Regions from separate parts of the Mus musculus genome. Here region 2 is linked to region 1. Evidence: chromatin loops called from intact Hi-C (ENCODE). Cell type or tissue: heart. All regions are shown on one strand. Each heading gives the region's core, and the rest is flanking DNA. Links, peaks and the distances in the headings are about the cores only. Region 1 overlaps Top2b (topoisomerase (DNA) II beta). Region 2 holds the start of Oxsm (3-oxoacyl-ACP synthase, mitochondrial).

The links. Hi-C counts contacts between places; a loop is a spot of excess contacts. Peaks named below come from ENCODE experiments on the same cell type or tissue, not always from the same donor. Only the 100,000 strongest peaks of a DNase experiment are listed, where the experiment ranks them.
Region 2: a loop joins it to region 1, with 3 times the contacts of the local background. A loop is called at or near these places in 8 of 42 quality-filtered maps.

Annotation. Positions count from the first base shown.
Region 1 is chr14:16,376,185-16,386,197 of GRCm38, forward strand. Top2b (topoisomerase (DNA) II beta) reads left to right here. Exons shown (of 36, transcript NM_009409.2): 2 at 6,878-7,033; 3 at 8,273-8,363; 4 at 9,907-9,970. Among named protein-coding and RNA genes, the nearest start is that of Top2b, 16 kb to the left of the region's middle. In heart, for the core only: a CTCF peak has its summit at 4,211; no DNase peak of the experiment used is centred there.
Region 2 is chr14:16,237,640-16,247,652 of GRCm38, forward strand. Oxsm (3-oxoacyl-ACP synthase, mitochondrial) reads right to left here and starts at 5,692. Exons shown (of 3, transcript NM_001359883.1): 1 at 5,651-5,692; 2 at 4,152-5,159; 3 at 1,013-3,431. The coding sequence starts at 5,128. The coding sequence ends at 3,029. In heart, for the core only: a CTCF peak has its summit at 5,373; a DNase peak (open chromatin) is centred at 5,702; H3K4me3 peaks cover 1,658 bases; H3K27ac peaks cover 2,203 bases.

The DNA of each region.
Region 1 (10,013 bases), core at 1,030-9,029:
TAAGATAAAAATAGTGTGAACATCAATATACTATAGCATGAGGTTGATATTACTGTTCCAAAAATGAAGAACAGAAGAGTACCAAGGGAAGAACAAGCCAAACACAGAACACTGTTCAGTAGGACAAACACTGAGTCCTGTAGACCCACATGCAGCATCAAAGACATGCATTTGCATGATGTTAGCTTCAGTGAACTTGAATGTACCCACCCTATGTCCTAGCCATTTGAAACCCACATGTGACCTCTTGGTCTGAATCTACTTAGTGCCTAGTTTTCTTGGGGTCTCCATTTCAAATGAAGCATTATTCTCATAGTTTGAAGGCTCTCTTATAGGTGACCTTCTGTCAGGCTTTGCTGTTTTATAGGCGTTTCTCAAATTCTTGATGGGATATTCTATGATTCTGTAGCCCCTACATTCTGAATATTTGTAAAAACAGAATCATAGTTTTAGATGTAGCTTGGCCATTTTGGACCACAGCTGTAGTGGCCTTTGAGTTCCTAGACAGCTAAGCCTGCGAAACACTTTCTAGAGGGCCCAAGTAAGCACAGCATGCTGGAGCCTGTGATGGGTGGAGTTTTTTGTTTGTTTGTTTTTGTTTTTGTTTTTTTGTTTTGTTTTGTTTTTTGAGACAGGGTTTCTCTGTATAGCCCTGGCTGTCCTGGGACTCACTTTGTAGATGAGGCTGGCCTCGAACTCAGAAATCCGCCTGTCTCTGCCTCCCAAGTGCTGGGACTAAAGGCATGCACCACCGCCCAGCTGATGGGTAGAGTTTTGCCAACAATTGTTATCGTCCTGGTGTGTAAATTGCTTAGTTTCATTTAACACTTCTAATCTCTCTTCTTAACTCTTATGAGCTCTTGGTTTTGCTAATGCTCCTTTTCTGGACAAATCACATTTTTTTCCTCCTTTGAAAGGCTGGCTAATATTAATTTGCTAGCAACAACCATGCCACATCCCAAATATTTCTGCCTTTTTGAAAATTGCTCTGCTAAATTATTAGTCCATTAAATTAAGCCTCCTTCAGATTTTCAGAATGTAGCGTGTAATTATTAAAAAAATAAATTCCATGCTAATGCCGTCTTCACAGTCTCCCCTCCCCAATTGGGAGCTGCAAGCCGAGGTTTTCCCAGGCTTCTGAGGCTAGCCTACCTCTGAACCCCTTGAATTTCCCATTTCCAAGTCATCTATCCCCTGTGGCTAGCTGTCACAAATCCCAGTAATCCAGTAAATGAAAACCCTAGAGGCTTGTAATTTATCATTCTGATTTATAACAGTAACTCTTAAAACCCCAAAATACCCACATAAAGAACTCAAAACTCAATTGATATAAATACATGCTACACACTTAGTAGATGGGGCAAATGTACCCTATGTCACTCAGTTGTCCTGCTATGGTATCCATTACTATCTGTGGCTCTTTAGGCCACTTAGATCTGGTTCATCTTCTTTAGGTTCCATCTTGTCTCCATCTTCCTCCTCTCTGTCTCTCTGTCCCCTCTCTAAAACTTTCAGCTCCACCTTCCCTTCCACTGCCCAATTACAGGCTCAAGCCTTATCTGACTAATTAAGATTTCACCTGACTACACCTGAATATGGGCACTCCTGAGGGAGCATAACAAACAAGCAGCAGTCTACAACACCAGGATGCTGCAAAATATGCAGAAATTCTTTGCCAGTTGTAACAGGAATGGTTACAATTTCCAACAGAGTCCTTGTTTGCACCTGAAACTTTGGTTTCAGACTTCACTGTCTACTTTTCTATTATCATTCTGATCTTTTTGAACTTCTACTTGAAGTATCCATTAAGCTCTGCTTATAGCATTTTGGGATTTCTCTAGTTTACATAGCAAACCTCTTGCAATTTGCTCCCATAAATCAGCTCAACAAGACTAAGCCAGATTCAGGTTTAAACACAGCAGTGACTGTGCTTCTCTGGTTCCAGTTTCAGAGTGAGTTACTTTTGCATTGCTGTGACCAAAATACCTGACAGAAACGGCTTCACGGAGGAGATTTACTTTGGTTCACGGTTTTAAGAAATTTCAGTCTTTTATAGCAGGGAGGCGCACAGAGTATGTGACAGAATCATTCTCAGGGCTGAGGTTAGTACCAATAAGTGTAGCCTTTAGTGGCCTGCTTCTACTGACCTGTTTATGCAGGCTAGTACCCACCTCCTCAAGGTTCTACATCCTCCCAATATAATACTAGTAGCTTGAGAACTGTCATTTGAAACATGAGCCTGTGTGAGATAATTGCACACTTAAACCATAAAAAACATTTGTGTATTTTGTTGATTTTAAAAAACAAAAAACCACAACTCTTGCTTTCATTGACTTTAAGCATCTAAAAAAAATCTTTCCTCTGAGATGTCAAAATGACATGATTTATTGTACATATGTTACACTTGGCTGCAACTGAGGACAAACCTAGTTTAAGTTGCCTCAGGTCCAGGTAGAACGAACAGGGACCATTTTGGTTACAAATGAGGCAAGTCTCTCAGAAGTGGTCTTGGTGATTAGATGGTAATGAAGTCCTAGATAAAGTATGATAGGTAGCATACAGTCTAACTACTTGTATGAACACTTCAGTCACTGGCATTCCTCATTTCTGCTCCTACAGCCATCATGTGTACACTCTACATGACTAGTTACTTGGCCTTTGGTTGATCTTTCTCCTCTGGAATTTTAGGCAGTGTATTAATTGTATATAGTGTATATTATTTGATGACTCTTTTTTTTTTTTTTTTTTAGTAAGCATTCTCTTTTCCAATTTATTCTCATGCCAAAGGAACTTCTGTAAGGGAGGCAACAGTAAGGCTGAGGGACTTGAATCTTAATAGACTCCTGTCTATTAATTTTAGATTTAGTTCTATGCATAGTTTCTTAATGTATGCTATTGGTTCAGCATCTTCATTTTAAAAATTTAAATGTGGTACCACTTTGTCTTGATCCTGTAAGTTTTGACGTCTTTTTTTTTTTTTTTTGCTTTTATTTATCCCCATATATTTCCTAAGTTATTTTATGATTTCTTCTTTGATTCTTAAATAGTTTACAAAAAACGTTTTAGTCTGTATCTGTGCAGTAACTGATGGGAAACTAATAGAACTCCTTAGTATATGAGAATTGTTTTCTTGTATTGCTGTCAGGATTCTCTCCCTCGTGACTTTTTTTTTTATGAGATTGGGAATTGAACTCATTGCCCCCTGGATGGGCCTATGGCTTATCCATGGCGTTGGCAGTTTGATTATGTATCTTAGTACAGGTTCCTTAGGTTTGTGCTTGCTTGACTGTGAACTTCTTAAATTTGTCAATTTCTCTCCTCATATTTGGAAAGTTCTTCCTATTTTTATCTTCTCCTTTAGACATTGTGTAACATTCTGTTTGACTGATGATAGCCTGTGAGTCAAGTTCTTTTAATTTTTCTTAATTCTTTCTTTGGTGGTTCCTTTGTCATTGTCATTTCTTTCTTCATAGTTACTATTTTTTCTTGTGATTGGCCAAGTTGAGTCTTCATATATTTTAAGTTATTCTTCAGTTTTAGTAACAATGTTTGAGTCTTTTCATTTATTTTCTGTTTATCTCATTTTGTTTACTATTTTGCTGATTTTCTGGTTTTGTTGTGTATCTGGACAGTTCCCTGAGCTGCTTCTTACCTCCATCTCTCCCTTTCCTTTATCTTCTTGTTACCATTATTTTTTCCTTTTCTCTTTCTCTCCTGTCTTCTCCTGTCCCCTCCCCTCCTTTCCCTCCACTCTTCTCCCCTCCCCTCAACATCTTCTCTAAGCCTAGTCTAAACTTTATTTATAGCAGTCCTTCTGCCTTAATTTCTCAAGTTCTAGGATTACAGATGGGAGCACCCACAGCCCATGGAGATTTAAGTCTATCCCTTGGAAGGTTTTGTGTGTGTGTGTGTGTGTGTGTGTGTGTGTGTGTGTGTGTGTGCTTCCCCTTTTATTTATTTGTGTTGCTTTCTCTCAGGGTTAGCTCTTCTTAACAGTCTGGTTCTAGTCTGGGTGGTTTCTGCAGCTAGTTAGTCCATTCAGAGAGTCACGAGACTTTGCAAGCCATTTCTAGGGGTGTAGCGTCTCTGGGCTTGTTCATGGAAGAGCATTGTCTGTATCTTTATTTAGGGAACAGTCTGGGCAACTCCTCTGCCCTACTGTGTCCTCTCACACACACTGTAATAAGCCATGGTACTAGAGCTCCACCTAATGTCTATCCTTAGAACTACAGACTCTGGGTGCTGGACTAAATCATTTTGATTTCCTTTGTTCTCAGTTCAGCTACTGTTGCCAGTGCTAGATTCAAGAAAGACAGCAAACAGTCCCTGTGGTAGCACTTCTACTTTCCCTTTGAAGGGAAAACTCTGGGAAAGAAGTTGCATTTCCTCCCGTCCTGCCTTGCAGAGAGGGCTCCTGGGCGTGGATGTGGTTTTGTATTTTTCACTCAAGAGACAGGACCTCTTAAGCAGTCTCTGGATTTCTTACAAGGACGAGTGATTCATTTATTACAGTTTAGTCTGTGTTTCAGTAGGGAAGGGGGTTTGGGGTTTCCTAAACTTCAGTCTTGTTGACATTAAACTATGTGTTCTGATTTTTAAGGTTTAATTCTTTGAACTTGATAGGTTAGATTCTCACCTCTTTTTCTCTTATATCCATTTGGGAGTAGATAGAAGGTAGGGTGGTGGTGGTGGCAACCATTTGTTAAGAAGGTGCAGGAATGTGGTTAACTTGTTGAAAATGTTTTGAGATGCTGTCCATCTCCAGTTATCAGTGCAGTTTAGCAAAAACTCCTAAGGCAAATTTCAAAATCTAAATTATGTAGACACTGACTTCAGGTTGACTTAATATTGAAAATATTTTCATTTTGATGTATGTTTTAGAGTTATAAACTTGATGAGAAAGTTTTTTTTCCCTATGTGCTTGTTATAGGTTTGCAACCTTTATGCCAATAGTCACATGCATTGAGACGCCTTTCTAAGTTATTGATAGAAAATTACCTTCCTTTGAATTAATATGTCTCACATTTTAAAGTAATTAGAGAATGATTTTAGTGATTATGATCTTTGTGCTAACTATTCTGAGGACCTGTATAGGTTATTACTTCTCTCTTTGCTGTGATAAAATACCTGAGAACAAAGCTTGAAGAGGACAGAGATTAGAGTGGAGGGTCCAGTTCATTTGATTACAACAGACAATAATTACCTTGTAAACAATGGACCACCAAAATGGTAGCTGCAGCTACATGAAAATGTTCCCAGTTGGGAGATGTTAGTTAAATCCAGGACAAAATGGGGGTAACTCTGGGCAGTTCAGAGGGGAAGACAGGTGTGAGAGTGGCTCTAACTGTGGGACCAGGCCATACTGCAAGCTGATTGATCATATTACATGTGCATTCAGGAAGCATAGTGCTGGTGATGTCCTTGTTTTCTCCTAGTGTATTTACTTTACATAAGCTGCTCACAGTCAGGGTAGCTTTTTTCCATTTTTGTTAAACTGTTCTTGAAACATCCTCACAGATACATCCACAAATTTTGTCTTCTAGGTTATTCTACATTTCATTAGATTGACAATCCCATCACAGTATGCATTTTACAAATAGTTTATTGCTATAAACATCGTAAGCCGGGCGTGGTAGTGCACGCCTTTAATTCTAACACTGGGGAGGCAGAGGCAGAGGCAGGCAGATTTCTGAGTTCAAGGTCAGCCTGGTATACAAAGTGAGTTCCAGGACAGCCAGGGCTATACAGAGAAACCATGTCTCAAAAACCAAAAAAAAAAAAAAAAAAAAAACCAAAAAAACAACCCCCCCCCAAAAAAAACAAAAACCAAACAAACAAACAAACAAAAAAACCATTGTAATAGTTCATCTTTTTGGCCATTTAGTTTATCATCAAACTCTTGACAGAAATAGAGTATGGAAACCTTATGGAATTATTTTCTTTTGTACAAAGCTATTTTTAAGTGAATTAGCACTATTAATAGATAAGTATATAAATGAAAGAAAATATGACTATAGCAAAATTCAGTAAAATTAGTATTTTAAACATTATTAAGTGCCTATATATATATATATAAATAAATTCATGACCTTAAGAAATTACAGTTAATATTTGAATTCCCTAAGGTTTTTCTGTTACAAGTCCTATTTTGGTATGTTTGTTTAGATTACTCAAAAGGCATAGATTTTTATTTTGCAACATATATAGTGACATTTTAAAGATTTAATTTATGACATGATATTATGTTTATATTAAGAAACTGAAAATAGGCCATCCTAATTTCCTTTATTAATAAGATGCCATATTAGTCAGCATTCCCCAAAGCTGACTAATCTAAGAAGGAAATGCTCTGTTGCTGTGAAGAAAAGGGGGAGTCTTTAGACTTAGAAGTTTGGTTTGGTTCTCAGATGTTGTAGAAATAGTTACCATTACTTAGCTCTATATCATTGGAACTGGCAGAGGAATGAATCTATAGATGCTTTAGTATTAGGTCAACCTCAACTGAAACTGGCATGATCTACTAAGATGAGCAACCTGAGCACTTTCTAACCATGATAATCTTGGCCATATTGTATTTATTAACTACATCGACTATTTTGTGTGACCCTCAGAGCCATTCAGTTTTTATTCTGATTCTGTAACCTGACAGCAACGTGAATCCTTTGGGAAGTTTTGGGGAACACAAAACATTACCTTGATATCTTAGAGAGCTGGGACCTGCTCTACTAATTCTGATCAGTATAAGGTTGTCTAAGTGCTAGTGATAGGTAACATTAGTAAGACTGAAAGATGGATCCCAGGTCATGTCTCCATATACATTTTTGTTTGCCCCTTGGTTTAGGATATTTAAATTTAATTTAGATGATTTTTCTAACAGAACAATGCTACAAAAAAGGAAGAGTTGGAGACAGCAAACAAAAATGACTCTACTAAGAAGTTGTCTGTTGAGAGAGTGTACCAGAAGAAGACCCAACTGGAGCACATTCTCCTTCGTCCTGATACATACATTGGATCAGTGGAGCCACTGACACAGGTAATTACTTGCTAAAATTGATTGAGATTAGAGGATATGCATATCTTCTTTTTAAATATTTTAATAAAGGCATGGTTATGTAGTTTGTAAGTCTGCGACTTTATGTCTGTTTATGATCATGATTAAGAAGGACAGAGGAGCTAAGACAATGCGCGAGACTCTGGGCCTGAAACTCACAAACAAGAAAACCAAACAAACCTAACCAAGATGAACCCTGAGAGAGACCTAGGAGAACTGGAAATCTGTTCATTGCTTATGGAGATAAGGACATCAGAATATAAAAGTGTAGAATAAAATGGTGCCATAAGAATTGGTTAAAAGTTTAACATAGTGTGTGCTGTGGTTTACTTCAATAGTGATACCTTCTAGAGCTGATTTATTTATGTTTACTGTGGCTTTGGCTTACATATATTATTCTGCTTGATTTAACATTTTTGGGAAGTCCAAAGTTAGACTTTTATTGTTTTACTCTGCTATATTTTTCTATAGAATATAGATAAATTTTGAAGTGAAAGTAGAAAGTAAATAAATGTTCTTCATTATTTTAAACATTATGTAGGTATTATTTCTAGGGATCCATAGTTGTTGACAGAGAACAGAAATTTCTAGGCCTTAAGAATTTGATTTGGGGTTCCCATCTGCTGTAGAATGGTTAGAATTAGGACTCTTAACTCTTTATGAAACGAGCAGAGAAACTGAAGTTAGAGGTGTTTTGTTGGACACTGGGGATTGAGCCCAGCGCCTTATACTTGGCTCAGCACAAACTGTTACTGAGTTACAGACTTATATTACAGCTGACCTACATGTGAATAAAATACAAGCAATGCAACTTGAACAACTTTTCAATTTTAGTTATTTAAGTTTATTGTGAGACTACAGGACTTGACTTCAGGTTTACTTTGAATGCCTGTTTTAAATAGAGTAACTGACAATATGGATTTTTAGTTTTCTTTGTTTGTATTTGATTTTGTTTTGTTTTACTGGTTTTTTTTTTGTTGTTGTTGTTTTGTTTTGTTTTTGAGACTGGGTTTTACTTTGTAGTTCTGACTAGCATTGATTTGCATGTAGCCCAGATTAGCATCAAATTGTGGTAGTTGTCTTTCCTCAGCTTTCTCTGAGTGTTGAGATTATAGATGTGTATCAACGTAACTTGTTGAGTGTGTGGGTTTATGGTATATAAACTTGGAGTTAAGAATTTGTGGTGTAATAAAACTGTTTTGAATCATTCTCCTGACACAGCTAATGTGGGTGTATGATGAAGATGTAGGGATGAACTGCAGGGAGGTCACCTTTGTTCCAGGCTTATACAAGATCTTTGATGAAATTTTGGGTGAGTACTTATTTAGGATGTAATGCATGTATTTCTGTCTGTGTATTCCCCATGTACTGCAAGTCTTGCAGTATAATTTATAAAGTATTTTGCTGGTTTTTATTTTAAAATATAGGCAAATATGTAAAAAACCAATAATGTATGATATATAAAAAGTAACATTAGGATAAATAATATTAATTGATAATAAGTATGTATGTTAAATATGTTTTTCAGAAAAAATGATATGCAACTATAATGGTTTTGTATTTCTTTGCTTCTTAATGTTTTTCTGATTTTTTTCATGTGTGAAGTTAGTGTGTTGCATTCATATTCCATAGAGAGCCTGTACTCTGCCCTTATCTGGGTTTTATTAGTATCATGGTTATTTCAGAAGCATGTTACATAGGGAGAATGCAAGGCCTTATCTTGGTAGAGTGTGTGAGTTGGAGATAGGACGTGTAAATGTAGTTTTCTCACCAACTGATTAGGTGTTTCTGTTGGGTAGCTTAGTCACCTCTGGTTCCTTCCCAATCTATGATTAATATAATTGCAGTCAGTGGCTATGCCACCTGACTCAGGCAATGCTTATGCTTTATAAATGCTTTTAGCCTTGGGCTTTCTCTGCTCACCTCACTAATATAGTTTGAGGTTTCTTAGACTGATTTCGTTAATTTCTGAGCTTTCTCCTGTATAAGTCCTTCAGAAAAGTAATGGAGTAAACCCAGTTATCCTTTGCATTTATGCTGGCCTCTACTATTTAGGCCTATTACATAGTCTTAAAATCTGGAAACTGAGGGTCTTTGTAAGGTTTTGAGAAACTAATTATATAAAGAAAAGTATTTTTACAATGAGTTTAAGATTTAGAATTTTGAATCATAAGGGCATTAAAGACTTCAGTTAAAAAAAGACTTCGGTTAAAAAAAACTAGTTTAATATGTATGTATATAAAATCATTAGTTTATTAAAGGAGACTAAGACATGGTAACTGTCACTAAGATATAAAGTAAACCCTATGTTTTACTTTTAAGTAGATTTACTTTTGTTCTTTTTTGTATATTTGTAGGTCCATAAACACCCCCTGCCTTGTGTGTGTTTGCACACACACATCTTTTTGTGTGTTTGCTGTAATATAATAGTAATTTAGAATTACTGAGTAAAACTTAGTTTTATTTAGCAAACAATATTTTTATAGTTGAAGTTAACAGTGATCGACTGTTACCACTTATAGATATTGCTACTAAGTTGGAATGTACATAGAATGTGTCCATAAGTTGATATGACCCTGTATGCTTTTTTTTCTTTCAAAAATTAGTTTTTATTAATGGGTTATTTATTTATTTTCCTTTCCAATCACAGCTTTCTCTCCCTCCTCTCCTCCTAGTCCCTCCATCTCACTACCCTCCCTCCACCTGCCCTCCTCCTTTTCTTCTCAGAAAAGGGGAGGCCTCCCATGGATTTCAACCACTCTTGGCATATCAAGTTTTAGTAAGACTAGAGGGACCTGGAAGGAAAAGTGGACCCTATATGCTTTATCATTCATTGTGATATTTTCATCTTGTAGTTAATGCTGCTGACAACAAGCAGAGGGACAAGAACATGACCTGTATTAAGGTTTCTATTGATCCGTAAGTATAAGTTTAATTTCTTTTATGCTAAGTTGTTTTATTT
Region 2 (10,013 bases), core at 1,080-9,079, 140 kb before region 1:
GAGGTACATTTCTCATTTAACCACCGCTCTTTGGTAGCCTCAAAGTGAAATATATACATACATGGCCTGGCTTTTGGTTAGTAGTCTAGGAAGCATGGACTGGAACAAGAGAGAAATATTTCAATTAGGGGCATATGAGTGGACTTGTAAGAACCATATTAAGAGTGAAGCCTTATGGGCCACATGTATACTCACTCCCCAGAAGCACCTGCATAGCACAGATGCAAATGGCTGCCAATTTACATTAACAAGTCTTAGTCACTAGCTATTCCAAAGCACACACAAGATGCATCTGGCTAACAAAAGTGGCAGAAATGGATCTAACAATATCCACGGGTTACTTGCATAGCTTGTGGAAGTCCCTCAAGTCTGCATTCTAGTGTCTTATGACACATACACAAGGCAGAACCTCAGAACTGTCACACAGGTTCAGTATCTGTGACCAACGAACACTTAAAAAGAACTGAATAGGCAGGGTCTCAAACTGAAGTGTTTGTAACCACATGCTCAAATTACAGGCAGGCAACGGTTGCCTGGTATGTACATGGATACTGGGAATCTAAACTCTGGCCCCCACACTTATGTGTGAAACAGATGACTAACACCAATGGCTCACATTGCTCAGGAATAAAATCTTGGGTTTTGCCACCTGGGAGACCACCAAGACCTACCAAGATGATGGTCGAGGTGACTGACATTACCATCTAGGGTTGTTGTTGTTTTTTTTTTTAATTTTTTTTTTTAAATTTTTCGAGGCAGGGTTTCTCTGTGTAGCCCTGGCTGTCCTGGAACTCACTTTGTAGACCAGGCTGGCCTCGAACTCAGAAATCTGCCTGCCTCTGCCTCCCAAGTGCTGGGATTAAAGGCGTGCACCACCACACCTGGCCATCTAGGGGTTTTGATTGGTTTCATTTTCTCTGCCAGTTAAAGAATCAAAAGGAAAACTGCTGTGCATGATGTATAGCAGAAGGGAGAATCTCAAACACAGCTGGCAGAATCAGCTGATGAAGACTTTTTTTGTTGTTTATCTTACAACATTTTTATTTTCATTTATATTATTGTACCAAAAATAAAAATTTCATTCACCAACCATGAATTACACATTAAAAACAATTTCTTCCTTTTAAAGTACATTTTTGAGTTCATACAATATTGTTACATTCAAATAGTGAATTTTAAAATTAATAATTTTTCTTTCCCAGCTTTGTTTCCCCTTAACTGTGTGACCACAGCTTGAAAAGAATCACACTGTCTAGATTTCATTCCCATTCTGATATAGTCTACTTAGTGCTTTTCAATCATTTTACAGGCAACAGTTTTGAAAGGAGATATAATTGTTGACAATGTTTAAATGACATTTACCGTAGGGAGAGGCTCACCATTGTATGTGCTGATTGCATTATTAGCTAGTGCTCTTCCCAAGGATGCATGTACAGTATACACAACAATCCTCTCATTGTTTTTGCCTTTTTTTTAGCTCTTTTTTTAATTAGGTATTTTCTTCATTTACATTTCCAATGCTATCCCAAAAGTCCCCCATACCCTCCTCCCCCACTCCCCTACCCACCCACTCCCACTTCTTGGCCTTAGCATTCCCCCATACTGAGGCATATAAAGTTTGCACGACCAAGGGGCCTTTCTTTCCCAATGATGGCTGACTAGGCCATCTTCTGCTCCTCAGGGAAAACACTCATACACATTATTTTTTTAAAAAAACTAAAACAAGAACAAAAAGTTTTAAGTAAAATGTGAGACTGCTCCCCATTCTGCAGAAAGGCACATAGGCATATAGCCATTTATCTCCTTTTTTACTATCTCCCTTTCTCTCACACTGTGTGTGTGTGTGTGTGTGTGTGTGTGTGTGTGTGTGTGTGTGCCACTAAGAAAGCAGAGGCCAAAAGGCAGTTTGTCATGGAATTGGAATAAAAATCATTAAACAGTACAAGGACAGAAAGCCATTAAAGGTGTTACTGAGCCCAGGAAATGTAGGCACTTGACTGAAGCTCCATATCATTGTGGACCTGCATAGACATGAAAACACTTACTCAGAAGAGATAAAAGCCCTGCCTACCAAATGCTTTCCTGGATGGCTGTCACCTCTGAAGAACTTGCTACCCTAGTAGTAGGAAGCTTGGAGAACATTGTCACAGTCACAAAGTTAGAAGTTAGAGAGGAGCTGGCCTAACTTAACAAGAGTTTTTTCCAAAGATCTTTATGTCCATTCACCACATCACAAACATATCTAGAATGAGAAAAGCCAAACCAGCCAGGCTATGCTGGTGTACACCTTTAATTGCAGCACTTAGGAGGCAGAGGCAGGCAAATCCCTATAGAGATCAAGGTCAGCCAGGGTCTATAGAGTGAGTTCCAAGACAGCTAGGGTTACCTGAGTAACCATGTCTCAAAGAAGGCGAAAAAAAGATGACGAAGAAAGGAAGGAAAGAAAGGAAGGAAGGAAGGGAGGGAGGTCGGTCAAGAACAGGCAAGAAAAAGGAAATCCTGTTTTACTTCCTCCTTCAGAGAACTGAAATCTTGGGAGCTTGGGGAAATTCCACCAAGGACACTACATGGGTCAGGGGTGAATCACTGGCTGACAGCTGTCCTAAAGGGATGCTGAGTGGTGATACAAATAGGAGTACTTGTATTGTAGTCCTGTTTATATGCTGTACAACAGTGGTGACCCTAGAGTTAGTTACACCATGGAGCAGCACAGCCTTGCTCAGAGAAGCTGGTCTCTAAATAAATATCTGAAAAGGACCATGATGGATGAAATCGTGCACTAGAAAAACATAAATCAATGGTTCTGTGTGCAGGTTATTCTGTCCTCCATAGACATTTCTGGTTGTCACTAGTTGCCACTGAAATCTCAATGGAGACACCAAGATGCTATAAAATAACAAGTACTGGGCACCCTGTTCCCTACCAAAGAACTATACAAATACCAATTGTGCTAAAGTCATTGGATATTGATATAAGACATATCTACATATATAATATTTATAAATTTATGACCATTAAAAGCCAGTGTTTACATGCCAGCAATACAAAGAGTTGCATTAGTACCACCAAACCCAAAGGAATTGGTGAGTCCAATACACCGACCCTCAGCTTTCCATTCCTGTGACTCCAGTGGAACATAATTGAGATCAAATTCAGGCTCTGTACAATCCAGGTTTAAAGTTGGTGGGAGTTTCTGGTGGTAACAAGCCAGTGCAGTAAAAGTTGCCTCAACTGCCCCTGCAGCACCCAGAAGATGCCCAGTGGCTCCCTTTGTGGAGGATATGGCAAGGGCACAAGCATGGTCCCTAAAGAGCCTCTTGATGGCTCTGTTCTCAGCGGCATCACCCAGTGGTGTGGAAGTGGCATGTGCGTTGACATAGGATATCTGCTCAGGTGATACGCCTGCATCTTTTACAGCAGCAGCCATGCATCTGGTAAGAGAAGAAAATTATCAAATAAAGTTTAATAACAGGAGATTGTTCATCTGAGTAGCTTGTATAAGATCAGTGTCACAGCAAAGACCCTATGATCCACAAAGCTAAAAGTAGCTAGTTTTTGTCCCTTTATAGGAAAGCCTGCTAAACTTCTGGCTGATTTAATTGGATAAAACATAATACAGTTTAAGCTTAGATGGCATCATATAATCAAGGACTTTTTTTCAAAGTGTGGTCTTTAGACTGGAGCTAGTTAGAAATGTAGAGTCTTAAGCATCAATCTAGATCCGCAGTCAGAACTGGCATGTTAACAAGACTCCTGGGTGATTCAGGGCTAAGAAATGCTGCTTTGAAAAGATTTGAAAAGAACAGAATATACCTAGACACATCTATCTCTATTCTCCAGGTCTGATAAGTGTTCAGAGGGAGGCTGAGGAAGGGAGCACACTCATGATTTCCAAACAGAAGGTGGGGTATAAGAAGCTAGCAAAGACACAACTCTATTGGCTCTAACTAAAGTCCATTCAATTTTTGTTTAAATATTTTCAAATGTTTTCAATCATTTCAAGCAAAGAATTTTTAAAAAGCCTTTGATCTAAGAGAATATATACTATACACCAAGACCAGGTAATGTTTTTTTAATTTGAAGTTCCAATAGTGCCTTAATATAGTATCTTAAGAGGAAAATATATTTTGAACAGAACAACCGTTCTTTACCTTAAAGCACCTTCTCCTTCGGGATCGGGGGCAGTTATGTGACCGGCATCACCCGAGAGTCCATAACCCAAAATTTCTGCGTAGATCCGAGCTCCTCTCTGAACAGCATGCTCATGTTCTTCCAGCACCAGCACAGCAGCTCCCTCACCCATGACAAAACCATCTCTCTCTGGATGAAACGGCCGGCAGGCTAGCTTAGGATCTGGGTTTGAGCTCAGAGCCCGGGCTCTGGAAAACCCAGCGAGAGATAATGGACTAATGCAAGAGTCTGTGCCCCCAGCCACCATCACATCTGCGTCACCATGGGCTATGAATCTAAAGGAGTCTCCCACAGCATGTGCACCTGTGGTGCAGGCTGTGGACACTGAGTGATTGGGGCCCTTGAGTTTGTAGCGAATGCTAACCTGGCCTGCAGCCATATTGATCAGAATCTTAGGGACAAAGAATGGGCTGACTTTATTATAACCTTTGGTCTGAAACAGCAAAGCAGTTTCAGAAATAACTTCAAGAGGAACCATGCCCATGCCAATGGCAACGCCAGTAGCCACCTGATCTGCTTCTCGTTTCGGATGCCAGCCGGAGTCTTTCAGGGCCAACTCTGCTGCCCCAACAGCCATGATGGTGGAAGAAGACATGGACTTGGCATCTGATTTGGACACAAAGTTTTCTTCATTAAACTGACCTTCATGTGGACCTCTTGGTACATAAGCAGCTACACTGCAAGGGATATTCTTGTACTCATCACCAACCACAGAAACAATTCCACTTTCTCCTCGGAGAAGCCGATCCCAAACTAGTTGAGTCCCAACGCCAAGTGGTGTCACTAGGCCAATGCCTGTGATGACAACTCGTCTGCGCAACATGGCTGCTGGCACAGTTCCATAAAATCTGTGTTTGCTTATTAACCAAGAATATGACGCTGGATATGGATGGGAGATTGTGGCTTTTAGAAAATGTTGCAAGCATTTTGACAACATGGTTGAAATTCAGAAGATCAGAAACACATTCCTGGAATAGACCACAAGAGACAGCAAGCATCATTTAAACGACAGTAGAATCTTACACACACCCTAGGTGTGACTGTGGTCACAGAGAAATGCAACCCTCGCTTGGACTTAACTTTTATTTGTAATCTATGAGGTCCTTCAGACTGTCAACTGATAGCTAGCTCACTGGGTTTTACAACGCCAACCCACCCTACAGGGGGCATCCTTCTTCAGGCTCACCGAAGATTACTGTACAGTGTGGACTGAGTCCATGTGGCATTTCTAAGATTAATGCACAGGAGGCCGCCTCAGGCCCATTCTGCCTTGTGCACTTTATCTACTTCCGTGTAGGGCAGATAACCTTTCAGGCGGTCCCGCCACAGCCCAGCACCGCCGTATTAGGAAGGCCGGGTGTAACTTCCCGAGCTCAGCGTTAGGAGCTCTCAGGGATTCACAGCCACGCGACGCCCTCCACCCCTACCCTGAAACCCGGGTGCACACTGCAGTCACTACCTGAAACAAGCCTTTGCGGGCGCCCACCGAGTGCGCATGCGCACTCATCCGCAGCGCAGCGTTTCCGCCCGGTGCCTGATGTCAGAGGTCAGACGCTCCGGCCAGAGCTTCCTCCGGGTTCCGGGTTGTGAGTGCCCCGCTCTAGCCTCAGAGCCTGTTTTGATCGCTTGGGAAACCTCACCTAGTCAACAGCGATAATGCCTAGATATTCCTGTGCTGCCAGAGAAGGGCGGCTGTCATTTCCCCAGGACATTCCGGGGAGGACCTATAGCTGTAGCCTCCCTGGTAGCTCTGTAGAAAATATTCATAGAACTCTTCAGAATGTCACCAAGAAACCGAGGTCGTTTGGGGAAACATCTAAATGCCACGTAGACAATAAAATAATACTATGGCTGAATACTTAGAAATGTGCAAAGACGTTGAGAATTTGTTAGGAGACGTTAGTTACAAAACTTTTAAAGGTTTGCAAAGAGATCAGATAATGGTACCGCTCAATTTCAGCACCTGGGCGGCAGAGGATCAGGAGCTCTGTCCTCAGCTGTGGAGAGAGTGCAAAGGGAGCCTGGGCTACCAACCTGAAGACTTTGTCTTTAAAATATAACAAAACCTAACGTCTGTAGTGATCTGCAGTGCTTATGGTGTCCCCTCTACCTCCATTTTTCCTTACCTTTATTTACTTTAGCAAATGATGTAAACAGCTACTTCTGTAACAATAAAAAGGGCTGACTCATGACAGGAAGTGACCAGAAGATTGCCCAATATCTGAAGTGGAAATTCCTGAGCTTACGAAAGTTTTACTTGCTCAGAGATAAATCTGTAATGGATAAGTAGGATAAGTAGCAACACAGCCAGGGGATGTCTATTAACTGTTCAAGTCTGTCCCACGTGTGAGCTTTGCTTTTTCTTCAGATAAAGGATAGACTATGCTATCTTGTAGTCATGATTATATATTTTCTTGTGGGCAATAACCTCTTCAGGCCATCGTTGCCACGTATGCTTGCTTTCCAAATGTAGAAAAGAATCTGAGGTAAGTTTAGCTATTTCCTCATTACTCCTGGATATGATTTATTGTCTACTCTGTCTAAAATGTTTAAGAAAATTCAACTTGTTCCTGATCCAGTAGCTCACCATTTGCTTAGTATGATCTCCCTGCAGTGAAAATTGTGCTGTTTCCTCCAGTACCTTTTGGCAATTTGTTTTACATACAAATTTCTGATCTCAAAAGGCATTGGGGTATGTGGACTGTGGAAGGTTAGCTGAAAGGGGAACTCTGTCTATGCAGCCATGGAGAAGTCATGTCATCATCCATGCTGCAGTGAAACTTTCTGGCCGTGCAGATGCCCTAGGCACTTACTCCTGTAAGGAACCCTTCACCCATGCTCTGAAGTAAGCTGAATAAACTTAGAGTGCCCTAAGTCGGACCTGGGGATTTTGCTTTGATTTATTGTTGTTGCTTTATAAAGAGGCTGGGTATTTGTTTACATCTTCCCAGGGAAAGAATTGTTCTCAAAACAATGCACCCACATAAAACGTGATATAACAAGACCATAATGTATATTTATATTTCTCTCTGTGATCATTTTACTTCCATCTGGAAAGGGTTAAGAAGTTTTTAAAATCATAATAACAGCTATATGTGAATTATTACCGTATTGTTTGCTAAAATATCATGGTGTATTCATGAATACAAATCTTCAACTTGGTTTTGCTTATCATTGCCTCCTCTTATTATTTCTCTGGTTCAAAGCTTTATTTCCAAATACAGTTCTCAATTAAATAAACTTTCTATCCAAACAATTAAACTTCTGTTTGTAATATTATTTTAGCACAAAGGAGACCAAGGTCAGTGCTATCTCATTAAGTCATGAAATGCTTCAAAGAAGTGGACCTAGACTTCAATCTGTAAACTGGGTGAATACATGTGTAGTAACTGAGGGGAAGGCAAGCATTTCAACAGACAGTAGTACAATACGGACAAAACACCAGGACTTTGGGGCCAGTGCCAAATTTGAGAAGCTGGACTTAGTAGATAAAGTTATCTTCCACTAAGCTTTATAGCTTGATAACCTGAATTCCATCTCTCTCTCTCTCTCTCTCTCTCTCTCTCTCTCTCTTTCTCTCTCTCTCTCTCTGTGTGTGTGTGTGTGTGTGTGTGTGTGTGTGTGTGTATTTTGGTTTGGGTTTTTTTTTTTTGTCATTGTTGTTATTGTTGTTGTTCTTTGCTCTGGTTTTTTCTTTTTCCAAGACAGGTTTTACTGTGTAGCCCTGGCTGTCCTGGAACTCACTCTGTAGACCAGGCTGGCCTCAGTGTCACAGAGATCCATCTGCCCCTGCCTCCAAGGGTCGGGATTAAAGGTGTGCATCATCACGGCTCAGCCATTGAGGCTTGCAACCATTTCCAGAACTCTTAACAGTGGAAGGAAAAAAACCAACTCCCAGAAATTGTCCTTTGATCTCCAAATGCCATGGCAAGGGCATGTGTATGCACTTGCTACACACACACACACACACACACACACACACACAAATAAAAATGAGGTGTGGGAGAAATGGCTCAGAGGCAAAGGGATATTTCCAGAAGGTTATGGCGACAGCATATCAGCAGACAGCAAGCATGGTGGCTATAGGAAGAAATGGAAAGTTCACATCCTTTACCACAAGCATGAAGCCAAGAGAGCAAACAAAGGTGTTTTCTCTACTACTTTCAGTGACATACTTCTTCCAGCAAGATGTGCCACCTAACTATTCCCAAACTGAACTACTGACTGGAAACCATGAGTTCAAATACTAGAGCCTGTAGGAAATATTTCCATTCAAACCACCACACTCTACTCCCCGGTCTTCATAGATGCCCTGGAGTCTTTCACAGTCTTAATACTGTTTAAAAGCCCAAAGTCTCTTCTAAGATGCAAAGCATCACAGAATTCAACCTTCAGTAAAATAAAAAGGCAAATCACATATTTCCAATATATGGCACAGATTGCCATCCCAAAAGGTCCAAGTGGGGAATAAGAACATAATGGACCAAACTATGACTAGAATCCAGCAGGACAAAACACCAAATCCTGTAGCTTCGTGTCTTCTGTTAAGGGCTCCACACCTCCAGCTTTCCTGCCAGTAGCCTGCATCTCTCTCTTAGGCTGGTCCTTCTCTATTGACCTCCTTGGCAGCTTTCTCATAGCGTTGATATCTCCAACATCTTGTGGTCTCCACTGGAACCCAAGCTTCCCTTTCACAGCTCTACAAAATGGCCTATCATGACTCTTATTCTCTCAGTATCTTCATGCAGAGAATTCCATACCACATGTTGCCTGGCCTCAGAGGCTCTCAGAAGCCACAGAGGTAGGATCTGTGACACTTCATTCTTGTATCCTTCAAGTCTAAACCTGGCACTGTGGCTGCCAGCCAGGGATGGGGTCACTTGAATCACATTAGCAGCAATACTTTTTCATTCAGTAACTTTCTGGGATCAGAAAAGACTTTAGGCTATTGTACAAGCTGGAAGTTTTGCTGAGTGAGGTCTTGGCTAGAGAGTACCCTTTACCTTTGTTCCAGTACAAGGCAAACTTCTCAACTATGTGAAACATCTTCTCTCTAGCACATGCCTTGGCTGTAGTGTTAAGCTCCCTAGATCTCCTTTTCTCTACAAACAGTACAATTTATCTTGTTTTCTAGCCCAAGTCTTCCCAAAGCCTTCTATAAATATTCCCCTAGCCCCACAAAATAAAACCACATGGTCAAGTTCATCCCAGCAATATCCCACTCTCTTAGTACTCGTTTCTGTCAGTCAGGAGTTTGCATGTTGGTACTCCTTTTCCCTGAACTGGGAGTAATCCAGGGAAATGAGCCCCTACCAATCCCAGTTGTAGATATGATAGCTGCCCAACATAAGAGGGCAGTTCAGGTCATGCCACTCTTGGTCGCTTTAGAAATAGCAGCTGGTACTAGAATTGCAGGAATAACGACTTCCATAACACAATATGATAAATTTACTTCCAAGCTCAGCACAAGTTTTCAAAAAATATCTGAAACCATGCTTACCCTAGTTTTCTATTGCTGTGATAAAACACCACAACCAAGGCAACTTATAAAACCATTTACTTTGGCTTATGGGTACAAAGGTTAGAGTGCGTGATGGCAGAACTGCATGGCAGCAGGCATGGCAGCCAGAGAAGGAAATTGAATACTCACATCCTTTACCACAAGCACAAGCAGAGGGAGTAACCTGGACATAGGGCAGGAGCATGTACTCTCAAAACCTAACTGCCTCCCATAATGCACTTTTCCTAACAAGGCTGCAGCAGCTGGCCTGCCTGTATCCTTTATATACTGGGATTACAAGGATCAGTCAACACTCACAGCA